Linked DNA regions of Homo sapiens: region 2 is linked to region 1. Evidence: read pairs that join two places in POLR2A ChIA-PET (ENCODE). Cell type or tissue: Panc1. All regions are shown on one strand.

Evidence for each region. Peaks named below come from ENCODE experiments on the same cell type or tissue, not always from the same donor. Only the 100,000 strongest peaks of a DNase experiment are listed, where the experiment ranks them.
Region 2: POLR2A ChIA-PET joins it to region 1 with 11 read pairs; 2 of 35 experiments call an interaction of 5 or more read pairs at or near these places.

What each region holds. Positions count from the first base shown.
Region 1 is chr19:13,729,229-13,734,228 of GRCh38, forward strand. It overlaps a transcript of YJU2B not described here. Among named protein-coding and RNA genes, the nearest start is that of YJU2B, 16 kb to the right of the region's middle. RefSeq lists an enhancer at 2,587-2,636. In Panc1, no CTCF peak of the experiment used is centred here; a DNase peak (open chromatin) is centred at 2,293; H3K4me3 peaks cover 1,826 bases; H3K27ac peaks cover 2,129 bases.
Region 2 is chr19:14,458,246-14,463,245 of GRCh38, forward strand. It overlaps PKN1 (protein kinase N1), which reads left to right. Exons shown (of 22, transcript NM_002741.5): 9 at 1-130. Among named protein-coding and RNA genes, the nearest start is that of PTGER1, 15 kb to the right of the region's middle. In Panc1, no CTCF peak of the experiment used is centred here; no DNase peak of the experiment used is centred here.

The sequences.
Region 1 (5,000 bases):
GCCAAGGCAGGTGGACCATGAGGTCAGGAGTTCGAGACCAGCCTGGCCAATATGGTGAAACCTCGTCTCTGCTAAAAATACAAAAATTAGCCGGGCATGGTGGCATGCACCTGTAGTCCCAGCTACTCAGGAGGCTGAGGCAGAAGAATCGCTTGAACCCGGAAGGCGGAGGTTGCAGTCAGCTGAGATCGTGCCACTGCACTCCAGCCTGGGCGACAGAGCGAGACTCCATCTCAAAAAGAAAAATAAATAAATAATAATAACAATAATAATAAAATAAATTAAATTAAGTCTCTTGCTCACAAGAGGATAAATGATAGGCATGGTTTCAACATGCTTTTCTAATAGCAATGAGATGGGACATTTCAACTCTTTAGACACTTTTCCCCTTGGCTGTATATTTTTGTGCCACTTCCTGGAATTAAGAGCATATTGTGGGCCAGGCTTAGTGGCGCACGCCTGTAATCCCAGCTACTCGGGAGGCTGAGGTACAAGAATCACTTGAACCTGGGAAGAGGAGGTTGCAGCGAGCCGAGATCACACCACTGCACTCCACAGCCTGGGAGACAAAGTGAGATCAGTCTCAAAACAAACAAACAAACAAACAAACAAACAAACAAAAAAACGTTAAAATGAAGGCTATAGTTTAGATTCATCCCCCCCACCCAAGGCCAACCACCCATAACCACACAAAGTTTGTCATCTTGATTCCCCTGAAATGCTAGCTCTAATCATAAATGAAACATGAAAATGTAAGTTTTACATCCTTGTCAGCATGATTCAGTGAAATTAAACCAATCGGCTGTAGACAAATGAGCTTAAACGGGTCTATTTGCCTTAAAAAGAAGTTAATGTAAAACAGCCAATCACAAAAAAGCTCAAAATACTTCCTCCTTTATGCCTTATAAACTTGCCCTAACTGCTGTAAGAGAACTTCTTACCACTTGATTTGACATCTCCTGAATCAAGACTTGCTGTATGACAAAGAACTTTTAATTTTTTTCTAACTGTATCTGATTTTATATATGTATGTATGTATGTGTGTGTGTGTGTGTGTGTGTGTGTGTGTGTATATATTTGTTTTGTTTTGTTTTGTTTTAGACAGTCTTGGCCTATCATTGAGCTGGAGTGCAGTGGCATGATCTCGGCTCACTGCAACCTCTGCCTCCTGGGTTCAAGTGATTCTCAAGCCTCAGCCTCCCGAGTATCTGGGATTACAGGTGCCCACTACCATGCTGGGCTAATTTTTGTATTTTTGGTAGAGATGGGCGTTCACTATGTTTGCCAGGCTGGTCTCAAACTCCTGACCTCAGGTGATCCACCCGCCTCGGCCTCCCAGAGAGCTGGGATTACAGGCGTGAGCCACCGCGCCAGGCCTGATTATATTTTTGACACTAAAAGTATCGTATGCAGGAAGACAGCTGGCACACACGGAAACTTCATGCAAATAGAATGAAGTATGCTCTCTAAAAGACAAATTAGAAGAAGGTGCCCTATCCTCCAACTTGGAGAACACAGCCTAGGCCGGACTTCAGCCCCATTCTCATGCCCTCGGCCAGGCACACTTGTTCAGGGCACAACCTGCACAATCGTACACAGTGGCCCTGACTATGTCTGTATGCAACTACAAAAACAATAGGCCGGACGCGGTGGTTCACGCCTGTAATCCCAGCACTTTGGGAAGCCGAGGTGGGCAGATCACAAGATCAGGAGTCCCAGAACAGCCTGGCCAATATGGTGAAACCCCGTCTCTACTAAAAGTACAAAAATTAGCCGGGCATGGTGGCGGGCCCTTGAAGTCCCAGCTACTCGGGAGGCTGAAGCAGGAGAATTGCTTGAACCCGGGAGGCAGAGGTTGCAGTGAGCCGAGATCGCACCACTGCACTCCAGCCTAGGCGACAGAGCAAGATTCAGTCTCAAAAAAAAAAGTGAAGAGAAAAGAGGATCCGGTATCCAAATGTGTTTTATATAAAATGAATCGTTTTCAGTGCACTGAGGAAGTTTTCTATTTAAAGAAATCCTGCTGTGAACTCTTTTGTGAAGAATGCTTTCCTAATGGAATTAGTCACCACTGAGTCATTTCTGCAAACTTCAGGTTTGCGGTTTTGCCTAAGCAAGATCTGGCCGGAGAAGTGAGATAAATTATAGATGTCGCTAATAAATTACAGATTACTCAAAGGCAAAAGAGGAAAGAAAAAAAAAAATTGACTCGTGTATATGAACCGAATTGAGTCAGGGGTCTCCACCGGCGCTTAATCATGGCCGAGATCCTCCTGCTTCTGCCTGTCCTTTGGTAGACACACGCTACAAGTCAGCTTCTGTCCATCGAGGAAGGGAACGAACTAACAACAAAGAACAATTAAGAGAAGGTTGGCCCCGTGAAAACAAGGGACCATTGAAGAGCGAGTAAAGGCTTGGCCACGTTCTGGCCCCGCCCCACCCCGGTCGCCCTGACAACAGCGCCGGCGTCTGGGCTGAGCTTCGGACTCGCAGCCAGCCTCCCACAGGCCACCGCGCGCGCTCACTTGCGCATGCGCCTCGGAGCTGGCTTCAACCAGCGAAGGCTGAACCCGCTTCCAGGGTCCTCGCCGAGCTGGGAGTTAGGATCCGAGGGGGCCAAGAGGGATAAGAAAACTTCTCTGGGTGCCCACGTGGTACTGAGCGCCCTTGGGAGGGCTCTGGAGAAGACCATCGCCTTCCAGGGTAGCTCCCTCCCTCAAAGGTTTGAGATCATGGTCCAGTTCTCGGGTCTCCCAGCCTCAGTTTCCCCATTTGTAGGAAAGGCGTTCACAGCCTCTATCTCAGAGGAGGCTTTGAGGATTCAGAGAGCTCAGAAGAGGGTAGGCTTTGTGGTGAGCGCTGGGTAGGACTTCGGGGTGGGAGTGGTGGGCTGAAGAGTCCCCGACAACAGCCCGAGGAAGTATTATTATTGTTCTTATTTTACAGGGAAGGAAACTGAGGTCCAGAAAAGTTATGACTCGCCCCAAGGGGATTGCCTGGCAGGACGTGAAGGGGAAGAGGCCCACCCTGGAGTAACCCTCACTGGAGAATCCAGAGGTGAGATGAGCCTTGTACCTATCTCAGCAGAGGGAGTAGGATAATATTTAAATATTAAGGGTGGGGAGAAGGAATGAAGGCAAGAAATAAAATGCCCAAAATGCCCCAAACGCCATCCGGACCATAAAAGTGATGGCGATAGTGTTGGACTTAGGAGCTCAAAGATGCTAACCTTGACAGGCCTGGTGGCCCAAGTCTGTAGTCTCAGCTACTTGGAAGGCTGAGGCAGGAGGATCGCTTTAGCCCAGGAGTGCCAATCCCTCCTGGGCAACATAGTGAGATCCTTGTTTCCTTAAAAAAAAAAAAAAAGTGCATACTTTCTTTCTTTTTTTTTTTTTTTTTGCGACAGAGTCTCACTCTGTTGCCCAGGCTGGAGTACAGTGGCACGATCTCGGCTCACTGCAACCTCTGCCTTCCCGGTCCAAGCAGCTCTCCTGCCTTAGCCTCCCAGTAGCTGGGACTACAGGCATGCACCACCACACTCAGCTAATTTCTGTATTTTTAGTAGAGACCGGGTTTCACCGTGTTGGCCAGACTGGTCTCAAACTCCTGACCTCAAGTGATCCACCTGCCTCTTCCTCCCAAAGTGCTGGGATTACAGGCATGAGCAACTGCACCCGGCATAAAAAATGCATACCTTTTGAAATTTTTTTTTTTTTTTTGAGACGGGGTCTTGCTCTGTCACCCAGGCTGGAGTGCAGTGGCGCGATCTCGGCTCACTGCAAGCTCTGCCTCCCAGGTTCACGCCATTCTCCTGCCTCAGCCTCCCGAGTAGCTGGGACTACAGGTGCCCGCCACCTCACCCGGCTAATTTTTTGTATATTTAGTAGAGACGGGGTTTCATGGTGTTAGCCAGGATAGTCTCGATCTCCTGACCTCGTGATCCACCTGTCTCGGCCTCCCAAAGTGCTGGGATTACAGGCATGAGCCACCACGCCCGGCCTTGCTGGAAAATTCTTAAGCCCACCTGGCATCTCCATCTTAGTCAAACGGCCCACCAACTTCCTGTTCAAACTGAGCTATTTTGATTTCTGAGTTTGTTAACCTTGGCACTACTGGCATTCGGGGCCGGATCATTCTTTGTAGTGCAAAGGCTGTCCTGTGCACTGTGAGAAGTTGAGCAGCATATCCAGCCTCTGCTCATTAGACGCCATAGCCAGGCACGGTGGCTGACGCCTGTAATCCCAGCACTTTGGGAGGCCGAGGTGGGTAGATCACCTGAGGTCAGGAGTTCAAGACCAGTCTGACCAACATGGAGAAACCCTGTCTCTACTAAAAATACAAAATTAGCTGGGCGTGGTGGCACATGCCTCTAATCCCAGCTACTCGGGAGGCTGAAGCAGGAGAATCGCATGAACCCAGAAGGTGGAGGTTGTAGTGAGCCGAGATCATGCCATTGCACTCCAACCTGGGCAACGAGAGTGAAACTCCATCTCAAAAAAACAAAAAACGAACATTAGACGCCATGAACACTCCCTCCCAACCCAATTTGTCACAACCAAAAATGTCTGCAGACATTGCCCCTGAAGGGGTGAAGATGGCTCCTATTGAGAAACACTGGCCATGAGCCAAGAATTAAAAGAGAGAAATCTGTTAGTTTTCACTAAATAGATTTGAATTCTTTATTTTATTTTATTGTTTTTGTTTCATTTTATTTTGAGAGGCAGGATCTCACTCTGTCCCCCAGGCTGGAGTACAGTGGTGCAATCATGACTCACTGTAGCCTCCAACTCCTGAGCTCAAGGGATCCTCCCACTTCAGCCTCCCTAGTAGCTGGGACTATAGGCATGCACCACCCTGCTTGGCTAATTTTTGTATCTTTTGTAGAGACAGGGTCTCACTATGTTGCCCAGGCTAGTCTCAAACTCTTGGCCTCAAGAGACCCTCTCACCTCAGTTTCCCAAATTGTTGAGATTACAGGCGTGAGCCAGCACGCCTGGTCT
Region 2 (5,000 bases), 730 kb after region 1:
GTTGGCTGTGTTCTGGCGGGACCAGCGGGGCCTGTGTGCCCTCAAATTCCTGAAGTTGGAGGATTTCTTGGACAATGAGAGGCATGAGGTGCAGCTGGACATGGAACCCCAGGGCTGCCTGGTGGCTGAGGTATAGCCCACACCTGACCCTGAGAAAATGCTTCTTCTCCCTCACTGCCCCATTCCCAGTTTCCTAGAAGGGGAAAATATGTTTTAGGTCTGGCTCTTCCAGAAGGGGAAGATAAGTTTTAAGTCAGGCTTTTCTAGAAGAGGAAAATAGATTTTAGATCCAGCTCTTCTAGAAACGGAAGATATGTTTTAACTCTGCCTTTTCTAGAAGGAGAAGATACGTTTTAGGTCAGGCTCTTCCAGAAGGGGAAGAGACGTTTTAGGTCTGCTTTTTTCTAGAAGGGAAAGATATGTTTTAGATCAGGCTCTTCTAGAAAGGGAAGATAGGCTTTTGATCTGCCTGTTCTAGGCTGGGCGTGGTGGCTCATGCCTGTAATCCCAGCACTTCGGAAGGCTGAGGCAGGAGGATCACCTGAGGTCAGGGAGACCAGCCTGGGCAACATGGTAAAACCGCGTCTCAACTAAAAGTACAAAATTAGCTGGGCGTCGTGGCACATGCCTTTAGTCCCAGCTACTTGGGAGGCTGAGACAGGAGAATCGCTTGAACCCAGGAGGCGGAGGCTGCAGTGAGCTGAGATCCCACCACTGCACTCCAGCCTGGGCGACAGAGTGAGACTCTGTCGCCCAGGAGTCTCACAAAAAAAAAAAAGATCTGCTTGTTCTAGAAGGGGAAGATACATTTTAGATCAGGCTCTTTTAGAAGCATAAGATATGTTTTAGATATGGTTTCTCTTAATACAGAAAGATAGTTTTAGATCAGGCTCTTTCAGAAGTGGCAGGTATGTTTTAGACCCGTGTATTCTAGAAGGGGAAGATACATTTTAGATCTGTCTCTGAACCTTGATAGAAAAGTACACCTTGGCCAGGTGTGGTGGCTCACGCCTGTAATCCCAGCACTTTGGGAGGCTGAGGCAGGTGGATCACTTGAGGCCAGGAGTTCCAGACTAGCCTGGCCAACATGGTGAAACCCCATCTCTATTAAAAATACAAAAATTAGCTGGGCATGATAGTGGGTACCTGTAATCCCAGCTACTTGGGAGGCTGAGGCAGGAGAATTGCTTGAACCCAGGAGACAGAGGTTGCAGTGAGCTGAGATCACGCCATTGCACTCCAGCCTGGGCAACAGAGTGAGACTCTTGTCTCAAAAAAAAAAAAAAAAGAAGAAGAAGAAGAAGAAAAGCACTTCTAATTAGCCACATCAGTGATAGGACCTTAGCTGGGATTGGTTTTGTTCTGAGGCAAGATACTTAAAAAAAAAAAAAAAGAAGAAGAAGAAGCTGATTTCCAAATTTAGAAATGTTTAAAGAAAAAAGGAAATAAATTATAAAATTTCTTCCAACCAGGAAAGAGATACAAAACCTGGCAACATATCGTGGTGATTGCTACCAGAGCCACAGTCAAGAGAAAGTGATTCCTTCCACAGCTGTGTGAGGGTGAAGGTCTGAATTGAGGTGGCCTACCCTTGGCACTGTTGACATCTGGGGCCACATCATCCTCTGTGGTGGGGCTGTCCTGCATACTAGAGGATGTAGCACCTCTCCCCACTGCTTACAGGATGTCAGTAGCACCACCTCCCCCTGAGTTTTGACAGCCCAGAGGTCTCCAGACACTGTCAAGTGCTCCCTGGCCGGGAACCCCTGGTCTAAATGACATTTCTAGCTGAGTTCTCATAGTATAAGCCAGGCTCTGTAGCGAGTACTTTGGCGACGTGAACTCATTAATTCTCACAACCAACCAACAAAAGAGGGACTGTTATTACTCAAATTTGACAGAGGAGGAAACTGGGGCACAGAGAAGGGGCACTTGACCCCTCATTTAGCCAAATTATCCTAAAAAACTCTTTTAATCTTCCGCTAACCTATATGTGTACCCCATTTTACATATATATATGATAGATTACCTATATATGTATACACACACATATTATCTATTATTTACCCACCTACGTGTCCATCCATCCATTTTGTCTGTCTATGCATTCATCCATCCATCTTTTTTTTTTTTTTTTTTTTTTGAGATGGAGTCTCGCTGTCTCCCAGGCTGGAGTGCAGTGGTGCGATCTTGGCTCACTGCAACCTCTGCTTCCCGGGTTCATGCCATTCTCCTGCCTCAGCCTCCCGAGTAGCTGGGACTACAGGCACCCGCTACCACGCCCGGATAATTTTTTGTATTTTTAGTAGAGACGGGGTTTCACCCACCGTGTTAGCCAGGATGGTCTCCATCTCCTGACCTCGTGATCTGCCCGCCTTGGCCTCCCAAAGTGCTGGGATTACCGGCGTGAGCCACCGCGCCCGGCCCAGCCATCTTATCAATGCATCCTCTATCCATTGATAGATACACCTATATTATCTGTCTTATCTATGTATCCATCTATATTAGGTATCTATATCATCTATTTATCTAATCCATCTATCCATTTATCTATCTCTATCTATATATTATCTATCAACCAATCTATTTTTCCATGCATCCGTCTCTATTATCTGTCAGTCATCTTATCCATCAATCTTATGTATGCATCATCCATCCATCTATCCATCCCTGTATATTTCTCTGTATATATATCTACCCATTCCTCTCTCTATCTCTATCTATCCCTCTCTATATCTATCTGTGCCTCTGTTTTTCTCTATATAGCTATATCTATCTATCCATCCATCTATATTATCTATCAACTAATCTATCTTTCCGTCTACCCATCTGTCTATATTATCTATCCATCTATATTATCTATCTATCATCTTATCCATCCATCCATTTATCTTATCTATGCTCATCCCTCCATCCATCCATCTCTGTATATTCCTCTATCTCTATTTATATCCACCCATTCCTGTCTCTGTCTCTATCTATCCCTCTCTGTATCTATCTGTGTCTCTCTCTCTTTTTCTCTCGATAGCTGTATCTATCTATCCATCCATCTATCCATGCATCCTTCTCTTTCTATGAATCCCTTTCTCTATCAGTCCCTCTCTCTTTCTCTATCTGTAACTACCCTTCCGTCCATGCCCCTCTCTATCTACCTGCGTCTATATCTGTCTCTTTCTGTGTCTATTTATCCATCTCTCTATATCCATATCCCTAAGCAGAGGTTCTCCCCTGGTCTGACCATCAAGCACCAGTGAAAGAAAGGGGCGGGGCCAGGCACAGTGGCTCACACCTGTAATCCCAGCACTTTGGGAGGCTGAGGCGGGCAGATCACTAAGTCAGGAGTTCGAGACTAGCCTGGTCAACATGGTGAAACCCCGTCTCTACTGAAAATAGAAAAATTAGCCGGGTGTGGTAGCAGGCGCCTGTAATCCCAGCTACGCGGGAGGCTGAGGCAGGAGAATCAGTTGAACCTGGGAGATGAAGGTTGCAGTGAGCCGAGATCGCATCATTGCACTCCAGCCTGGGCAACAACAGCGAAACTCTGTCTCAAAAAAAAAAAAAAGAAAGAAAGAAAGGGGCGTGGAGAAGAGCTGACTCCAGATGGCAGAGGTTTAAAATTGTTCTCCCATTCAGAACACAGCCCAAACCAAATGGAAAGTGATGGTGGGTGGCCTGGGGGACACATTCTAAAGCGTTTCTCCTTGCCTTCAAGGTCTCTCTGTGGCATTCTATTTTGTTTTTATGCCTATACAGAAGCATTCTTCCATAGAACTTTTCTGCAGCTCTGGCCGGGCGCTGTGGCTCACGCCTGTAATCCCAATACTTCGGGAGGCTGAGGCGGATGGATCATTTGAGGTCAGGAGTTTGAGACCAGCCTGGCCAACATGGTGAAACCCTGTCTTTACTAAAAATACAAAAATTCGGCTGGGTGCGGTGGCTCACGCCTGTCATCCCAGCACTTTGGGAGGGTAGGCAGGCAGATCACCTGAGGTCAGGAGTTCAAGACCAGCCTGGCCAACGTGGAAAAACCTAGTCTCTACTAAAAATACAAAAATCAGCCAGGTGTGGTGGCGCACGCCTGTAATCCCAGTTACTTGGGAGGCTGAGGCAGGAGAATCACTTGAACCTGGGAGGCGGAGGTTGTAGTGAGCCAAGATCGCACCACTGTACTCCAGCCTGGGCAACAGAGTGAGACTGTGTCTCAAAAAAAAAAAAAAAGAAATTAGCCGGGCTTGGTGGTGGGTGCCTGTAATCCCAGCTGCTCGGGAGACTGAGGCAGGAGAATCTCTAGAGCCTGGGAGGTGGAGGTTGTGGTGAGCCCAGATTGCGCCACTGCACTCCAGCCTGGGCAACAGAGTCTCAAAGAAAAAAGGAACTTTCTGCAGCTCTGTTGTCGATGCACCCACAGTAGCTGAGTTCTGTTGTAGATGGAAATGTTCTCTATCTGAAGTGTGACCAGTGTGACCAGGGAACCAAAGTTTTAATTTCGCTGACATTTTCACTAATTTAAATCGCCACATGTGACAACCATACCAGACACTGCAGTTCTGTGACTTCAGCACCTTCTAGAAGTTGTATTGGAGTTGGGAGAATTCAACTTGACAGGTGGCTTCCATAGATGGGTGGGCACCAGCATTGCCTGGGGGCTTGTTGAAATACTGAGTGCTTTAGGGCCGGGCACGGTGGCTCGCGCCTGTAATCCCAGCACTTTGGGAGGCCAAAGTGGGCAGATCGCTTGAGCCCAGGAGTTCAGGACCAGCCTGGCCAACATGGTGAAACTCCGTCTCTACAAAAATACAACAATTTGCCAGGCATGGGGGTGCGTGCCTGTAGTCCCAGCTACTCAGGAGGCTGAGGTGGGAGGATCTCTTGAGCCCGGGAGGTGGAGGCTGCAGTGAGCCGAGATCGGACTACTCATATGTGCATATATATATGTGTGTATATATATATATGTGTGTGTGTATATATATATATATATAGAGAGAGAGAGAGAGCATGCG